Regions from separate parts of the Homo sapiens genome. Here region 2 is linked to region 1. A link is an interaction called in ENCODE POLR2A ChIA-PET data of the cell type or tissue named here. Cell type or tissue: OCI-LY7. All regions are shown on one strand.

Evidence for each region. ChIA-PET counts read pairs that join two places held together with the same protein. Peaks named below come from ENCODE experiments on the same cell type or tissue, not always from the same donor. Only the 100,000 strongest peaks of a DNase experiment are listed, where the experiment ranks them.
Region 2: POLR2A ChIA-PET joins it to region 1 with 11 read pairs; 3 of 35 experiments call an interaction of 5 or more read pairs at or near these places.

Annotation. Positions count from the first base shown.
Region 1 is chr2:241,119,840-241,127,839 of GRCh38, forward strand. PASK (PAS domain containing serine/threonine kinase) reads right to left here. Exons shown (of 18, transcript NM_015148.4): 10 at 6,357-7,612; 11 at 4,110-4,294; 12 at 2,893-3,060. Among named protein-coding and RNA genes, the nearest start is that of MTERF4, 22 kb to the left of the region's middle. RefSeq lists enhancers at 5,837-6,006, 6,817-6,986, 7,450-7,619, 7,833-8,000. In OCI-LY7, no CTCF peak of the experiment used is centred here; no DNase peak of the experiment used is centred here.
Region 2 is chr2:241,362,283-241,370,282 of GRCh38, forward strand. All of the region lies in intron 1 of FARP2 (FERM, ARH/RhoGEF and pleckstrin domain protein 2), which reads left to right. The region is part of intron 2 of LOC105373973 (a long non-coding RNA gene); the gene reads right to left. Among named protein-coding and RNA genes, the nearest start is that of FARP2, 10 kb to the left of the region's middle. In OCI-LY7, a CTCF peak has its summit at 5,706; DNase peaks (open chromatin) are centred at 3,969 and 4,649; H3K4me3 peaks cover 1,764 bases; H3K27ac peaks cover 2,342 bases.

The DNA.
Region 1 (8,000 bases):
AAGGGCCCTCTGTCTACACCCTCTCCTCCTCCTCCATCCTCTATTCAGAGTCATCTTGTCCTTCCCCACGGGTGGGGGAACATGTGTATGTTTGTGTACACATGTAAATTTTAAATATTTTAAGCAGAAAGTCCTTACCTCCTATAAACCATCCATAAAGTACAATCAATGTGAGAAAATAAATAATAAAATTAATAAAATAAAATAAAATGTGCTTCAAATGAAACATCAAGAAAGTGAAAAGACAACACATTTAATGGAGAAAATATTTGCAAATCATATATCTGATCAAGAAATTGTATCTAAAATACAGAACTCATACAATTTAATAATAAAAAGACAACCCAATTTAAAAGTAGGCAAAGGGGCAGGGCCAGGCACAGTGGCTCACACCTGTAATCCTAGCACTTTGGGAGGCTAAGGCGGGTAGATAACCTGAGGTCAGGAGTTCGAGACCAGCCTGGCCAACATGGTGCAACCCCATCTCTACTAAAAATACAAAAATCAGCTGGGCCTGGTGGTGTGCACCTGTGATCCCAGCTACTCAGGAGGCTAAGGCAGGAGAATCGCTTGAACCTGGGAGGTGGAGGTTGCAGTGAGCCAAGATTGTGCCACTGCACTCCAGCCTGGGCGACAAAGCAAGACTCTGTCTCAAAAGAAAAAAAAAATGGGCAAAGGATCAGAACAGACATTTCTCCAAAGAAGATTTACAAACAGCCAATAAGATCATGAAAAGACACTTGACATCATTAGTCATCAGGGAAATGCAAATCATAACCACAGTGAGCTACCCCTTCACACCCCCTAGAATGGCTAGAAATGAAAAGACAATAATAAGTGTTGACAAGGATATGTAGACCAGGAACCCTTGTACACTGCTGATGGGAATGTAAAAACAGTATAACCTTTTTAGAAAACTGTTCAGCAGTTCCTCAAAACATTAGACACAGAGTTACGACATGACCCATGAAGTGCACTACTAGGTATATGCCTAGAACTGAAAACATATGTTCACACAAATCTTATATACAATTGTTCATAGAAGCATTATTCCTAATGGCCAAAAAATGGAAACAACACAAATGTCCATCAGCTGATAAACGGATAAACAAAATATGGTGTCTGTTCATATAATGGAATATTACTCGGTCATAAAAAAGAATGAAGTACTTATACATGCTGCAATATGGATGAACCTTGAAAACATTATGTTAGATGAAAGAATCCAGTGACAAAAGAGCATGCTGTGCATGATTCCATTTATATGAAGTGTCCAGAATAGGCAAATCTATTGAGACAGAAAGTAGATTTGTGGTTGCCCAGGATGGGATGGAGGAAATTCGAGCAGGACGGGGGTTATGCGACTGACTACTGATGGGTATGAGGTTTCTTTCTGAGGTCATGAAATGTTCTTCGTTTGTGGTGATGGTTGCACAATTCTGTATATACTAAAATCTACTGAACTGTTCACTCTAAATGGGTGAATTATATGGTATGTGAACTATATCTCAATACCGATGCCAAAAATCATGATGAAATATTAAAAACTAACAAGAAACAAAAACATGACATAATAAAATATAGTCAACAGAAAGTAGGAAAAATAGAGGGGAAAATAACAAAGCACAGAAATATCCAGAAACAATAGAAAACATCTAGATTTAGATTATAGATTTAAATCCAGCCATATCAGTAATTTCATTAAACATCAACGGTATAAACACCTCAATTAGAGACTTTCAGACTGAATTTCAAAAGCAAGATCCAAGTGTATGCTGCCTACAGAAGACCATTTTAAATATAGACATAAATGACTAAAAGTAAAAGAATGAGAAAAGTTTACTATGTGAACACAAATCAAATGAAAGCTGGAGTAGTCATACTAATATCAAAGTAGACTTCAGAACAAGGCATATCAAATTAGGAATTAGTTCATCAAGAAGATGCTATGATACTAAATGGGTATTCCTATAACAACAGAGCTTCCAAATATATGAAGTAAAATCTGGGAGGATTACAAAGGGAAACAAGCAAATCCACAAGTATAGGTAGAGACTTCAAAACATAATACAAGCATCAACAAATTTAAAGAAACTGACATTATACAAAGTATGTTCTCTATAAAGAAATTAAAAACAAAAAGATATCTGAACAATCACCAAATAATTGGCAATTAAACAACACACTTCTAAATAACACAAAGTAACAACGTATTTGTAAATGAATGAATGTGAAAGCACAACATATGAAAATATGTGATACACAGATAAAGCTGGGGTTGGAGAAAAATTAAAACATTAAATGATTATATTAGAAAAAAGCATAGCTCAAATAAATGATCTAAGATACCACCTTAGGAAAATAGAAGAAGAAAATAAAATTAAATCCAAAGTAAGAAAAAATAATGAAAAAAATTTTTTATAATAAGAGAAAAGTCACAAGATTGAAAATAGATTATAAATAAGAAAAATTAATGAAACCCAAAGCAGGTTATTTGAAAAGATTAAGCATGTTTTCAGCATGCATGTGCAGTGCCCGTGAGATATGAGCATCTCAGTGGGGAGTAGGAGAATGGTGCAAGCCCCAGGCTCAGAAAGGAGGGAACACAGGTCCAGATGTGGGATCTCAACACAATGGCAGGAGGCGAAGCCCTGAGCCTGGCCTGTTCGAGGTCTGAATCTACAATTGGACGGGATCAGCAACCCTGGATGTCAACGTGTGTGCTGCTGGGAGAGCCTCTTTGAATCCGGAAACCGCCCACATGCCAGGTTGTGTGCTTGGTGCCATACCTAGAGGACTCCTCCAAAAACCCCAGGTTTGAGAACTGGGACCAAAAGTCGAGAGCCATGTGAAGTGGTGCCCGGCGCCACTCCCCCCCCACAGCCAGGTTACCTCCTTGTTTTTTTCCTTGTCCACAGCAGTCCACACGAAGCCGAAGGCCCCACTGCCCAGCGGGCTCATGGTACTGTACTTTTGGGAGTACTCGCCCTCACAGGCCGCCAACCCCTCCAGTTCCACAGCCTTGGGGGGCTCCTCAAACCAGGGTCTGGCTCTGAGCACCTGCAATGCAGAAGAAGGTCTGTGGGGTCACATGCAACTGCACCGGGCAGAGGTGCAGCACCCACAGTGGTCCCCCTGCGTCTTCAGCAGCCGCCCGAGGCAGGTGTGCCCTGCACTCCAGTCCCCTCTCCTCCCATGCTCTCAGACAGGTCTGAAAGCCTATCTCCACAGGGCACCCCAAGCAGCCTCAGCACACTGATCCCAACTGGCACACATGTCGAAACGTGTTTACACCCCACCATATACATGGGCCTAGGCAGATTTAAAGTGGCTTCTTTTTTTTTTTTTTTTTTTTAGACGGAGTCTGGCTCTGTCGCCCAGGCTGGAGTGCAGTGGCGCAATCTCGGCTCACTGCAAGCTCCGCCTCCCAGGTTCACGCCATTCTCCTGCCTCAGCCTCCCGAGTAGCTGGGACTACAGGCGCCCACCACTATGCCCGGCTAAATTTTTGTATTTTTTTTAGTAGAGATGGGGTTTCACTGTGTTAGCCAGGATGGTCTTGATCTCCTGACCTCGTGATCCACCCGCCTTGGCCTCCCAAAGTGCTGGGATTACAGGCTTGAGCCACCATGCCCGACCTAAAGTGGCTTCATAGTCACACTGGATATTAAAAGACAGTGTGAAAAGTTACAAAGAGGGCCAGGCGCAATGGCTCACGCCTATAATCCCAGCACTTTGGGAGGCTGAGGCAGGTGGATCGCCTGAGGTCAGGAGGTTCAATACCAGCCTTGCCAACATGGAGAAACCCAGTCTCTACTAAAAATACAAAATTAGCCAGGCGTGGTGGCGCGTGCCTGTAATCCCCACTACTCGGGAGGCTGAGGCGGGCGAATCACTTGAACCCGGGAAGCAGAGGTTGCAGTGAGCTGAGAAAGCACCATTGCACTCCAGCCTGGGGAACAAGAGCAAGACTCCGTCCCAGAAAAAAAAAAAAAAAGCTACAAACAGACTGTATTCCCGTCCCCAAGGAAACAGAGAGAGATGCCAACTAGGATATTTGCCACACAGTACAAGGCAAGTCCAGGGCAGGCATTGATTGCAAATACCCACTTCCACCAGGCTGGGTCCGGTGAGCTCAGCAGCGGTAGAGTGGGTGGAGCCGGGCAGGCTGGCAAGGAACAGGCGGGTCCTGGCGGCTGAGTCGCGTTGGCTGTGGAGGAGGTCTTTCACCAGCCAGCAGCAGAACAGAGGTGTGGGGCCCTGGAGCTCCACCCGCCTCACCTCAAACTGTATACCTGAAGGGTGAGAAGGTAAGAACGCACAGGCCTGTGCTGACCTGGCTAGACAGCAGCTTTAGGTTAGAAAAGTCCAGTCCCCAGAATGCAACAGTCCAATCCCCAGCAGCTTTAAGTTAGAAAGTTCAATCCCCAGAACACAGACCAGAGAGCAGCCCAGGCAGAGGCAGGCAGCACCAAGGCCTGGAGGAAAGCTGTCAGGGCCGGCCAGGGAAAGACCCCTGGGGCATAGCCTGCAGGCCTGCAACAACCACACCTCCTCACTCAGGGCAGCCAGAGGCCAAGGAAGCCCTCCAGAGAGGCCTGTAGCGGAGGGTGCAGACAACCCCCAACTCAGAATAGCCGGGAGAACCTGCACTCAACGTGCCCTACACACGGTGGGTCTTCGGCCTTCCAGTGACAAGAATGTGAATGGCTTACATTAAAAGCATGTACACATGTACCTACTCTACTCACTAACAGCCATATTCAATTCCATACCCACTTACATAGAGAAAGCATGTGTGCATTTTCCACAGCCTCCTAGCTATACACCAACATAAGTGTGGTTAGCTTTCTTTGGTGGTGGGGGTTTACAGCCCATTTTATTTTCTTCTTGTTTATATTTCTAATGTTTCTACAAATAACACGTATTATTTACAAAATTCTTTTAAGTGTAAGAAAAAAACCCTAGCTATCAACACTACAAAATCAGCAATATGGAAACAACTGGCTAAAATAATGTGGACCTATTAAGAAATGAGGAAAATACAGCCAGGCATGGTGGCTCATGCCTGTAATCTCAGCACTTTGGGAGGCCGAGGCGGGCGGATCACGAGGTCAGGAGATCGAGACCATCCTGGCTAACACGGTGAAACCCCATCTCTACTAAAAATACAAAAAATTAGCCTGGCTCAGTGGCTCACGCCTGTAATCCCAGCACTTTGGGAGGCCGAGGCAGGTGGATCACAAGGTCAGGAGTTCGAGACCAGCCTGGCCATCATAGTGAAACACTGTCTCTACTAAAAAAACAAAAAAATTAGCTGGGTGTGGTGGCACACGCCTGTAGTCCCAGCTACTCAGGAGGCTGGGGCAGGAGAATCATTTGAACCCAGGAGGCGGAGGTTGCAGTAAGCCGAGACCATGCCATTGCACTCCAGCTAGGGTGGACAGAGTAAGACTCTGTCTCAAAAAATAAAAAAAATAGGCCGGGCACGGTGGCTCACACCTGTAATCCCAGCATTTTGGGAAGCCGAGGCGGGCGGATCACGACGTCAGGAGAACGAGACCATCCTGGCTAACACAGTGAAATCCCGTCTCTACTAAAAATAGAAAAAATTAGCCGGGCGTGCTGGTGGGTGCCTGTAGTCCCAGCTACTAGGGAGGCTGAGGCAGGAGAATGGCATGAACCCGGGAGGCGGAGCTTGCAGTAAGCTGAGATCGCGCTACTGCACTCCAGCCTGGGCAACAGAGAGAGACTCTGTCTCAAAAAAAAAGAAAAAAAAAAAAAAAAGAAATGAAAATAAAAAAGAAAGTAAAACAGAATCAATCTCAAAGGGGCAAGCAGAGGGGCCCGATCACATGACCCTCACAGAAGGGCAGGTTTTTCAGAGATCAGGGCAGCCTAAACACCAAAAGCACGGAAGAAGAACACGTGAGCATCTCACCACGCTCACATCCCTCTCGGCCTGTCTGTGTGACCACTGAGGTGGGGGCTGGTGGGAGGTGGAGAGACAGACTCTAGCGTGACACCCCCACGCTTCTCCTGCTCCCGACGGGATCTCCCCAGGCTGCTGGGAGGAGCGGCTCTCTAAGTGTATGGCCTGAGTCAGGGGGCACAGCTGGAACTGACGGGCATGGGGCAGGTGGCCTGGGACCTTGGGCGCCACCCTCCCCAGGCACACACATTCGTAATCTTAATTTTCTAGGGGTGGATGATATGCATTCTCCTTGAAAACATGATTTCTGCTAACACTATTCCAGGGTGAAACCCCATCAGACCCCAGAACAAGGAAGGCCCTGCACCCCCACTGCACTGTGCTCTGGGAGCACCACACTTCTTCCTATGGGGCCCGGGACATACTCAGCCGTAAGCCATCTCGATGGTAGCAGCTCCCGGAGTAGGCACCCTCCTGGATCTCCCGCTGCAGGCCAGCAGCCCCGCGCATCACGATCACGGGCGTGGAGGTGACCTGGACGTTCAGCCTTGGCTCCTCTGCTGATGGGCACGTGTCCTCAGGGCCAGCATCCAACGTGGAAGGAACGTGTCCTGGGCTTTCTCTGTCGCTTGCTGCATAATGCTCAGAGGACACCAAACAAACCTCAAGCGGTTCTGTTGGATCATGTCCCACACAGCTCTCCCGGAACCGTCGGCCTTGGCCAAGGTCAACACAGGTGCCGGTCAGTAGTAACAGCTCCCTGTCATCCAGGACACACGACCCCTGTTCCTGGAGACTGCCTACATCTGGATCGGAGCCCACTGCCAAGGAAGAGGGTGTCTCTCTGAGTTCAGACGTAGCACAGGAACAATTTGATGACGTTTGGTCTGTCTGGTCACTGAAAAAGAGTTCCTTGAGGTTCCAGGAAAACGAATTCACATCAACCTCCTGGGCCTCCACTGCTTCCAGGCCCCCAGGGAGGTCCGTGGCCAAGGCATAGCAGGCTGAGGAGCTGCCCGTGCAGCCACCGCACAGGTCTCTGCCTCCCAGATCGCAGGACGACACAGGAGCGGTGACAGCCTGGCACTCTGTCGGAACGAGTTCGGCGTGGGGGACATCCAGGGCTCCTGCAAGGCTCAACTGGGACAGCTGCTCCTTAATCAAGCAGGTCTGCAGCTCTTCTCGGTCGTTTTCCACTCCCAGCCACGGCTCATCTAGAGTAGGTGTCCCAAACGAGAGGCCTGCCATCCCAGAGGGGCTGGGGGCCAAGTCCTGGCTTCGCCACCACAAGCCCCATTCACTCCCATAGCAAGGGCAGTGCATCAGGAGGCTGCCCCCCGCCAGCTGACCCTTGGCCTGGGGCTTGGCCACGGCAGCCCCAGCCCAAAGGTCTGAACCGCTGGGACCACTGACTCCCATCCGCTCTAGCTGGGCCTTCTGACACAGGCCACACATGCCAGCATCACTGCCCCCATCCTCAGCTGGGACTGGAGCTTCAGAATCTTCGCAGGAAGCAAATGGCTTCACATCCACTGGTTCAGACCTGCTTTCTCCCAGAAGATCCTGTCCGGGGCTCTCTATTGCCACAGGTTCCTCTCTCCCCAAGGCAGTGATTTGCTGGTCCTTGGGCAGCGCCTGTTCACCGTGCACTGGCAGGCTTCCTTCTGGGACATTGTCCACCCTGGGGATAATGACATGGGTGACCATCATGTAGGGCCACAGATGAGTCAAAAGGAGAGATTGCACCGATTCTCCATTAGAACTAAGTACAAAGCATTTAATGCCACCAATTTATAACAAGAAAAAGACCAAATTTTGTGACCAAGTTAAAAAATAAAGCACTTAGTCTCAAATTTCTCCAAATTAAGTCCACATTTAGAAATGATTTTGCAGAGAATGCTACCAAAAGCCCAACAGTAAAGTACAGGAGAACTTGCCAATGCTTTGGTCAGCGCTCTCGCTTCATCTCAGGGCCCCCAAACCCCCCGTCAGCCGTGCAGCCTAGCCTCGGCCCCACCTGCAAGGGGAAGTCCGTGCTGCTGCCTTGAGGAGGTGTGAGAGGAAACGAG
Region 2 (8,000 bases), 240 kb after region 1:
AGAAATGGAACCCAGAGAGTGTTTAAAAATATTAATTTTGGCCAGGCGTGGTGGCTCATGCCTGTAATCCCAGCACTCTGGGAGGCTGAGGTGGGCAGATCATGAGGTCAGGAGATCAAGGTCATCCTGGCTAACATGGTGAAACCCCATCTCACTAAAAACACAAAAAATTAGCCGGGCATGGTGGCGGGCGCCTGTGATCCCAACTACTCGGGAGGCTGAGGCAGGAGAATGGCGTGAACCCAGGAGGCGGAGCTTGCAGTGAGGCGAGATTGCGCCACTGCTCTCCAGCCTGGGTGACAGAGCAAGACTCCATCTCAAAAATATATATATATATTAATTTTTAATTGAACTATTTTTGAAAGAAGAGCAAATACAACTCTAAGGGGAAAGACAGTTATTCCAGCTTTCTCTTGGAAGGTAAGTAATGGCATACTGTAGGTAGCCCCTATCAGTTAAGACTTTTAAAGCTGGTAGTACTTCTGCAGGATTCTGCAGAGAAACCATCTGACTTCAAAGATAATGTATACTCGTCACTGTAGGTGATTTGACAAATACAGAAAATTAGGAAGAAGGAAATAAAAATCAATCCTCTTACCCCTCCCAATGATAACCACTATAAATGTATTTTAAAATGCATGGATGTGGAGCTGTGGTTCTGGGAGGTGGAGGGAGCATACTCCATCTTGCCTCTCCCACTGTCTGTGGCTGTAAGACCTGGACATGTGCATGGAGCAGCTGTTGAGGACTCCGACAAGTAAACGGTAACAGGCGGATGGGAGAGAAGGCCAGAATTTGAAGCACCACTTTGCACCAGTAGTGAGTTTCTTGTCTTCCCTTCAGCATCCCCTGCCCTGGACTCTGGCTGTCCAAAACCTGAAGGCAGGTACCCAGTATGAACAGGGAGAGCTACAGAGTAGTTTTGTAGTTGGGCCCCAAGACAGAAAGTGGGAGAAAGCCATTATTTTTTTCCCTCTTGCTTCCTCTCCTCCACTCAGCCCTGCAGTGGCAGGAGTGTGTGAACACCTAAAACTCTTAGGGAATGGGGAAAACCCCAGTTGCCTTTTTATTCTCTTCCCTCCTGCAGCTCAGTCCCAGGCAAGATGCAGGCACAAGAATAGCATGGCTAAACGGAGTAATTAAAGCCGTAGGTTTCTGGTTGGAGTCTGAAAAGGGGAGCCCAGGTCACTGGAAGGGATACTAGGGAGATTCCAGAGAGGGAATTGCTCAGGAAAGTGACCCCATGAAGTTGTTAGTTAACTTATAGGCTCAACACTGAGCTATGCACGCGTGATGTGAGCCAGAACAGGTTGCCAAAGACGGAACTCGGCTATGGGATAGACCATCGCCTGGAAGGCAGGCTGGCCACCAAGCAAGTAGGGACCGCAGGACATTGCTGAGGAGCACTGCAAAGGCTTTGAAAGTGAAAGTGACACTGATACCATGTTCTACAGAAGGCTGGTCAGGACCTGGGGACTGAATCCAGCCAGGCCAGTGCCTGCTCAACAAAATACCAGCATTCCCCATAGGATTTAAACAAGATCAAGAGTCTCTAAGAGTGTGATGTTAAAAATGTCCAGGATACAATGCAAAATTTACTCAGCATGTGAAGAACCAGGAAAATAACTCGTGAAAAAAGACACAGGCTAAAGCTGAGGTGGTGCCTATGTTGGAATTATCTGATAGACTGTGGTCTGCAGATTTGTGGCCTCCATGAGCTTGACCTCCTAGTGTTTATCCTGGGAGTATGTGACTGATTTGGCAAAAGCACATTGCAGATGTAATGAAGGGTACGAATCAACTAGCCTGGATTCGTTGTCTAGATTATCCAGGTGGGCCTTAGGTAATTATATGAGCCTTTAAAAGCAGGGATCTTCCTCCAGCTGGTAGCAGATGGGGAAGGCAGAGAGACTGGAAGTATAAGAAGTTTTCAACGTAACATTTCTGGCATGGAAGATGGAAGGGGCCATGAGCCAAGGAATGAGAATGACAAACAGCTGACAGCCAGCAAGAACTAAGGACCTCAGTCCTCTACCCACACAGACTTGAATGAGCCTGTAAGTGTATTCTCCCCCAAGGAAATCCACATAAGACCCCAGGTCAGCTGACACCTTGACTTAGACCTTTTGAGACCCTAAGCAGAGAATTCTGGTGAGTTACATTACACTCAAACTTCTAACCCGTAGACACTGTGAGATAATAAAAGGCTGTTATTTTAAGCTGCTAAGTTTGTGGAAATTTGTTAAGGCTACAGTTAAAAAATAAATAAAACTTTATAAAGCCCCTATTATTAAAATAGTCCAAGAAGTAAAGCTACTCTTGAAACAGATGGAAATATAGAAAGTCTTGGCAAGAAAACAGAAGATATAAAGAAGTGGGAATTTTAGTGAAAAATACAATAACTGAAATAAAATGGATGAAAGAGTGAATTCATAATGCATGGATTTACAGTTCTTTAAATCAGTTTTTTGTTTGTTTTTAATCTTTTTAATACTTTTCATTTTTTCTTGACAACTATTCCTTCACAGTCATTTTTAATATATCTTTTCTGCTCTACATCCTGAGAGAAACTTCTCTAGTAATGAACTGTAGAAATAATCCCTGTAAATATAGTCTTATGTTTTTTAGTCTTGAAGAATTTGCACTGTAATCTGTTGGACTGGGAGCCATGCCGGATATTAGTCTCACCCCTGCACAAATCAGGTCTGTGGCCTTGAGCAAGCAGCTTCGTTTTCAAGGCTGTAGTTTCTTATGGAAAGTAGAGACTGGGCCAGGATTTCATAAAGTAGGAGCTTCTCTCTCCCTCTCTCTCAGCTTGAACTCTTGCATGGGTTCCTTGAATCCTTATGTACATCAAAAATTATTGCTAGATTTGTTTTTTGTTTTGACTTGTGGAAAATTCCAAACATTCACAAAAGTAGAGAAAATAATAAATCAAAGCCCATGTATACAGCATCAATAATCAACACATGGACAATCTTTTTTTCCTGTACCCACTTCCACTGATCCCCAACTCGTTGGATTATTTTTAAGTAAATGCTAGATATTATTTCATTTTATCCATAAATGCTTTAGTATCCATCTCTAAGAGAGGGACTTTTTTCCCCTTCATGTACCCACAATACCACTAAAACACTAGAAAATAATATTAACCTCTTAATATCATCTGATGCTTAGTTAGCATTCGTATTTCTCTGATCTGTAAATATTTGATTCAGGATTCAAATGAGGTCCTATATATAGCATTTGATAACATCATACCTTATAGATAACATGTCTTAGTAGTTTTTATTTACACACATACACACACCGTTTCCTTTTTTTGTTGCCATTTACCAAAGAGACAAGGTCATTTCTCCTGTAGGATTTCTTTGTGGTTCTTTTATTCCTTAGGATATATTTTCCTGGTGACGTAGAATGAAGTTACTGGGCTTTGAAGTCACTTGAAGTAATTTTCTTTAGTTTAGCTGATGTCTTGATTTACAGTTAAGACCATTTGTTTCATTTCGTTTGGGTTTTTAGGACTTGCTTTTCTAAAATATTGATTTAATTTTGCTTTCTAATTATGTGAAACCATTTATGAGGTTCCCGTATCAAAACTACTAAACACCGTGTACAGTTTCCAACATTGTTTACCCCTTTCACTTCCTCCCTCATAGGTAACCATTTTCATTAGTTTTTGGTTTATGCTCTTTTTTTTTTTTTAATATAAACAAATACATACCACTTTGGGAGGTTAAAGCAGTGGCATCACTTGAGCCTGAGAGTTCGAGACCAGCCTGGGTAACCTAGTGAGACCTCATCACTACTAAAAAAAAAAAAATATATATATATATATACGTATATATATATATATACACACACACATATATATTTTCTTCCTCTTTTAACAGAGGTTAGCATGCCATGCACCTGGTTTTGCACCTTTTATTCACTTTCACACCAAAGCAGCATATACAGATCTTGCTTTTTTCTGTAAAGATTTTGATGTTAAATTGGATGGCTTCATACCATCCCCCACAGAAGTGTTGAGAATCAGTTATCCAGATTCACTTCAGCTCCTAAAACTTCTGCTTTTCAGTTTGTAGAATTTTGTTTAACATAAAATCAGGATACCAGGTTGTAGAGGATCTAAAATACACTCTAAAGGAAATAATACATCCGTTTAGTGTTCAGGCAATTAAAAAAAATAACCTGGGGAGTAAAAGTAAGATTTTCAAATATTAGTTATGTAGAAAGAAATCTCTTTGGAACAATTAGTCTGTGTACTATGTTGCTGAATTTGTCTGAAAGTGATCTTCCTTTTCTTGCACACATTTAGCCACTGTTGCATTATGCTAAGGTAGGAAGATTGTGATAACATGATTTTATGGGGTATATTTAATTTTTGGCTACCAAACACTATAAATTAGTAGAAATCAAGAACACATTTTCTTTCCATTTGTTCTCACATTGAGCTGCCTTATCACAGAATCATGGATTCTTAGACCTGAAAAATATCTGATTAACCCTTCCCTTCCTCTGTCATTTTCCAGTTGAAAAAGCTGGGGCTGGGAGTGGTGCCGTGACTCAGTTTGTTAATGGCAGAGTTGAAATTGAAACCTGAGTGTGCTGGCCCTGAATTTCCACCATCCCCAGCTGCTGCTGCCTCCTTCCTTGTTCCCCATTAGCACCTGCCTTTTTATTTGGTCTTTTTTAAATCACAGCTTGGTAGATACCTTTCTGTGTCAGTAAGCGCTCTTCCATCAGCAGAGTTCTTGAGTTGTTGACTGCCCTTCCTGGTGTTTGAGGGACAGGGTTGCCCACATATGGATCCTCCTCAGTGGTCAGCTCTGTGCAAGTGACACAGCCATCCTGAAGCGCCTGCTGGAGAAGTGTGTGCAGATGAGTTCTGCAGCACCCTTCTCCCCAAGCTTCTGGGGCCAAGCGTGGTTTCTGTGATGCTGGGGCCACACTGCCTTCAGACAACACTGTAGCAGTGTTGGTGTGTTTTTATGCAGCAGTGTTCTGGGGAGGGTGTGCAAGCCCACCTGCCCAGCCAGCCATTTCTCATTAGCAGTTTGAAGGCCTTACTTTACAGTACAGGTCTTGACATTTTTCTCTGCTTCCTCACATTGACTATTTAGTTCCTTATTCTAAAAGTTACTAATGCTTAGAAAGAGAATAAAGAAGGATCCGTCTCTTGCTGTGCTGCAGTAAAGAGGTAATGCGCCCCAGGGCCGAGGGATTGAGGAGGAATTCCATTTGAACATCATCAGCAGTGAAGTTTCTTCCCAATGCTGCAGTGGACTTTCATATTAGATGAGTGTAGTGAAATATTAAGTTCATATTCTGGTTTCTTGGGTTGGTCGTAGAGGAGTTTAGTTTTTTATTTTCCCAAAGCAGACAGTGAAAAATATTTTAGGAAAGGTGATTTTTTTTAAATTGCAAAATAGAAATGTTAGCCTCTACCCGTTACTGTGGATGGTGGACTATGCTTTTGTCTAAAAAGCCATGTGCTGATTTTCCAGCAGAAGGGGAAGAGTTTTGGTAGCCAAGTCTGGGCCCAAGTCCTAGCTCTGTCACTTCTGAGTTATTTGTTCCTTGGCAGGCCTTTTTTTTTTTAATAGATTTTATTTTTTAGAGCAGTTTTAGGTTAATAGCAAAATTAAGCAGGAGATAAAGAGATTTTCCATATACCCTCCACCCCCACATACACACAGCATCCCCTACTGTCAACATTTGTCACTAGAGTGGTCCATTTGTTACAAACCTACTCAGTACATCATTATCACCCAAAGCTTTGGCAGACTTTTGAGCTGAATTTTCCAACTTTAAAATGGAAATGACATGTCACGGGGTTTTCTTTTATTATTAAATGAGACTATACCCACAAGAGCCGAGTTTGTAGTAGGCAGGACCAAATGTCAGTAGTGCAAATTGTATCGGCCACCAGAAATGTTTTTAGGAATGAAGACTGCAAAGCATTTCATTCACGTTGAAAGAAGATGGCACAATAAGCTGAGTCCCCCACAGATTCTTGGTTGTTTACTTTGCCACTTTCCTCTGGGTATCTGGGAGGTTTCGCTGGCAGGAGCAGGGATGGGCAGAGGTTGGCACCAGGTTCCTGGGACCACAGAACATGGTGCGCCAAGGACTGTTCATGGCCTTGCCGTGTTCCTAGTCTAGCCTGTGTGTTCTTGCCTCTTTAATACTTGTTTATAAGCGCACAAAGCAAAACAAATGTAATTTTCATTAGTCAAAATTTATGTGAAACAGCCTCAGCCTCCCGAGTAGCTGGGATTGACAGGCTTTGACACCGAGGTTAACCGACAGTCACAACAATGGGGTTACCTGCCGGTATTCTATTAATGTATTTTTTTACATTTCTTTAGAGATAGAGTCTCACTATGTTGCCCAGGCTGGTTTCAAACTGCTATTCTCAAGTGATCCTCCCACCTCAGTCTCCTGAGTAGCTGAGATTATAGGTGTGCGCCACTATTCCTGGCTTTATTAAGGTCTTTTTAAGTTTTCATAAGCTTAGTAATAAACTTAAAGTCTTAAACTTAAGTCTTAGTCTTAAATTTAGTGTTAAAGTCTTAAATATAAGTCTTAGTCTTAATCTTAAAGCTGAGTAATTATTAAACGGATAGTTTATGCCACGTTACTATTATGTGACAACAAACAGATTTTTCTTTGGGATATCAGCAACAGAGTACCACAGGGTCATCTCCTCTCAAGTGAATCTGTCTTCTTAAGATCAGTCTCATGAACAAGGGTATCTTGTTGTGGCCCTGCATCTCAGCTGCAGCCATGTTGACGTCTGTCTGGGCTAAATGAAAATGAGGATGTAAGTCGCTGCTTGGAAAGTGTGCAAACGTGTAAAGATTTCCTCTGTGAGCCACATATTTGAGAAGAGAGTTTGATATTCCTTAAGCTAGGAAAAGTGTTTTTTATTTGTCTAGTGTGTCATGTTCTCGTGGAAGAGGAAGCAATGTTAAAAAACTTGTTTTAAACATTTTTGTTATAAAATAAACACACATAAAAACATGAATCAGATATATGGCTTAATGAATTATAAAATGAACACTGTCCAGATCAAGAAATAAAACTGTGCCCTGCCCACCTAAGAACTCCTTCTCTGTGTTCCATCCCAGTGACAGTCCCTCTCTCCCATCAAGAAGGGACCACTTTAGTAATAACTTCCTGGTGTTTTCTCTTTATGGTTTTATCAGTGGAATGTGCACCTCTAGGGAGTACAGGTTAGTCTTGTCTATTTTTTTTTTTTAGCAGTAGATGTTTAGACATGACTTTCTTATAATGAGTAGAAGAGAAAGAACCTGAAGAAATTTTTAAAGCTATACTTAAGAAAACATAAATGAGAATTATACAGTAGAATAAATAAGAGAAATGACTTCTAAAAATGTATTTCAGTTGTATAAATGTTTACAGATTTGTAGCATTACTTAAGGGAAAGAATGCCTTTGGTGACCAAAGTAAAACATCCTATCCTTTGTTTCAGAAGAACCCACTGTTGGTGGTTCTATATTTAATAAATGTTGTGAGCTGACCAAGAACATATAGATCACTTATTTTTATTTTCATGTTTTCACGTTGGAGGAACCTTCAAAGTGGAAGTCTTCTTCATTTGCATTCTCTTACTTTTGCATTAACTACTCAATAAATAAAAGTTTGTGAAAAAGACAAATATCATATATTCTCACTCATATGTGGGAACTGAAAAAAAGTGATGGTTACCAGAGGTTGGGAAGGGTAGTAGGGGGTGGGAAATTAAGAAGGATTAATTAATGGGTACAAAAATGCAGTAAGAAGAAATAAGATCTATTGTTTGGTAGCACAATAGGGCAACTATAGTTAATACCTTATTGTATATTTCAAAATAACTGGAGGAGTGGATTTGGAATGTTCCCAACAGAAAGAATTTGTAAATGTTTGAGGTCGAGGATATCCCAAATACCCTAATTTGACCATTACACATTGTTTGCTTGTATAAGGATACA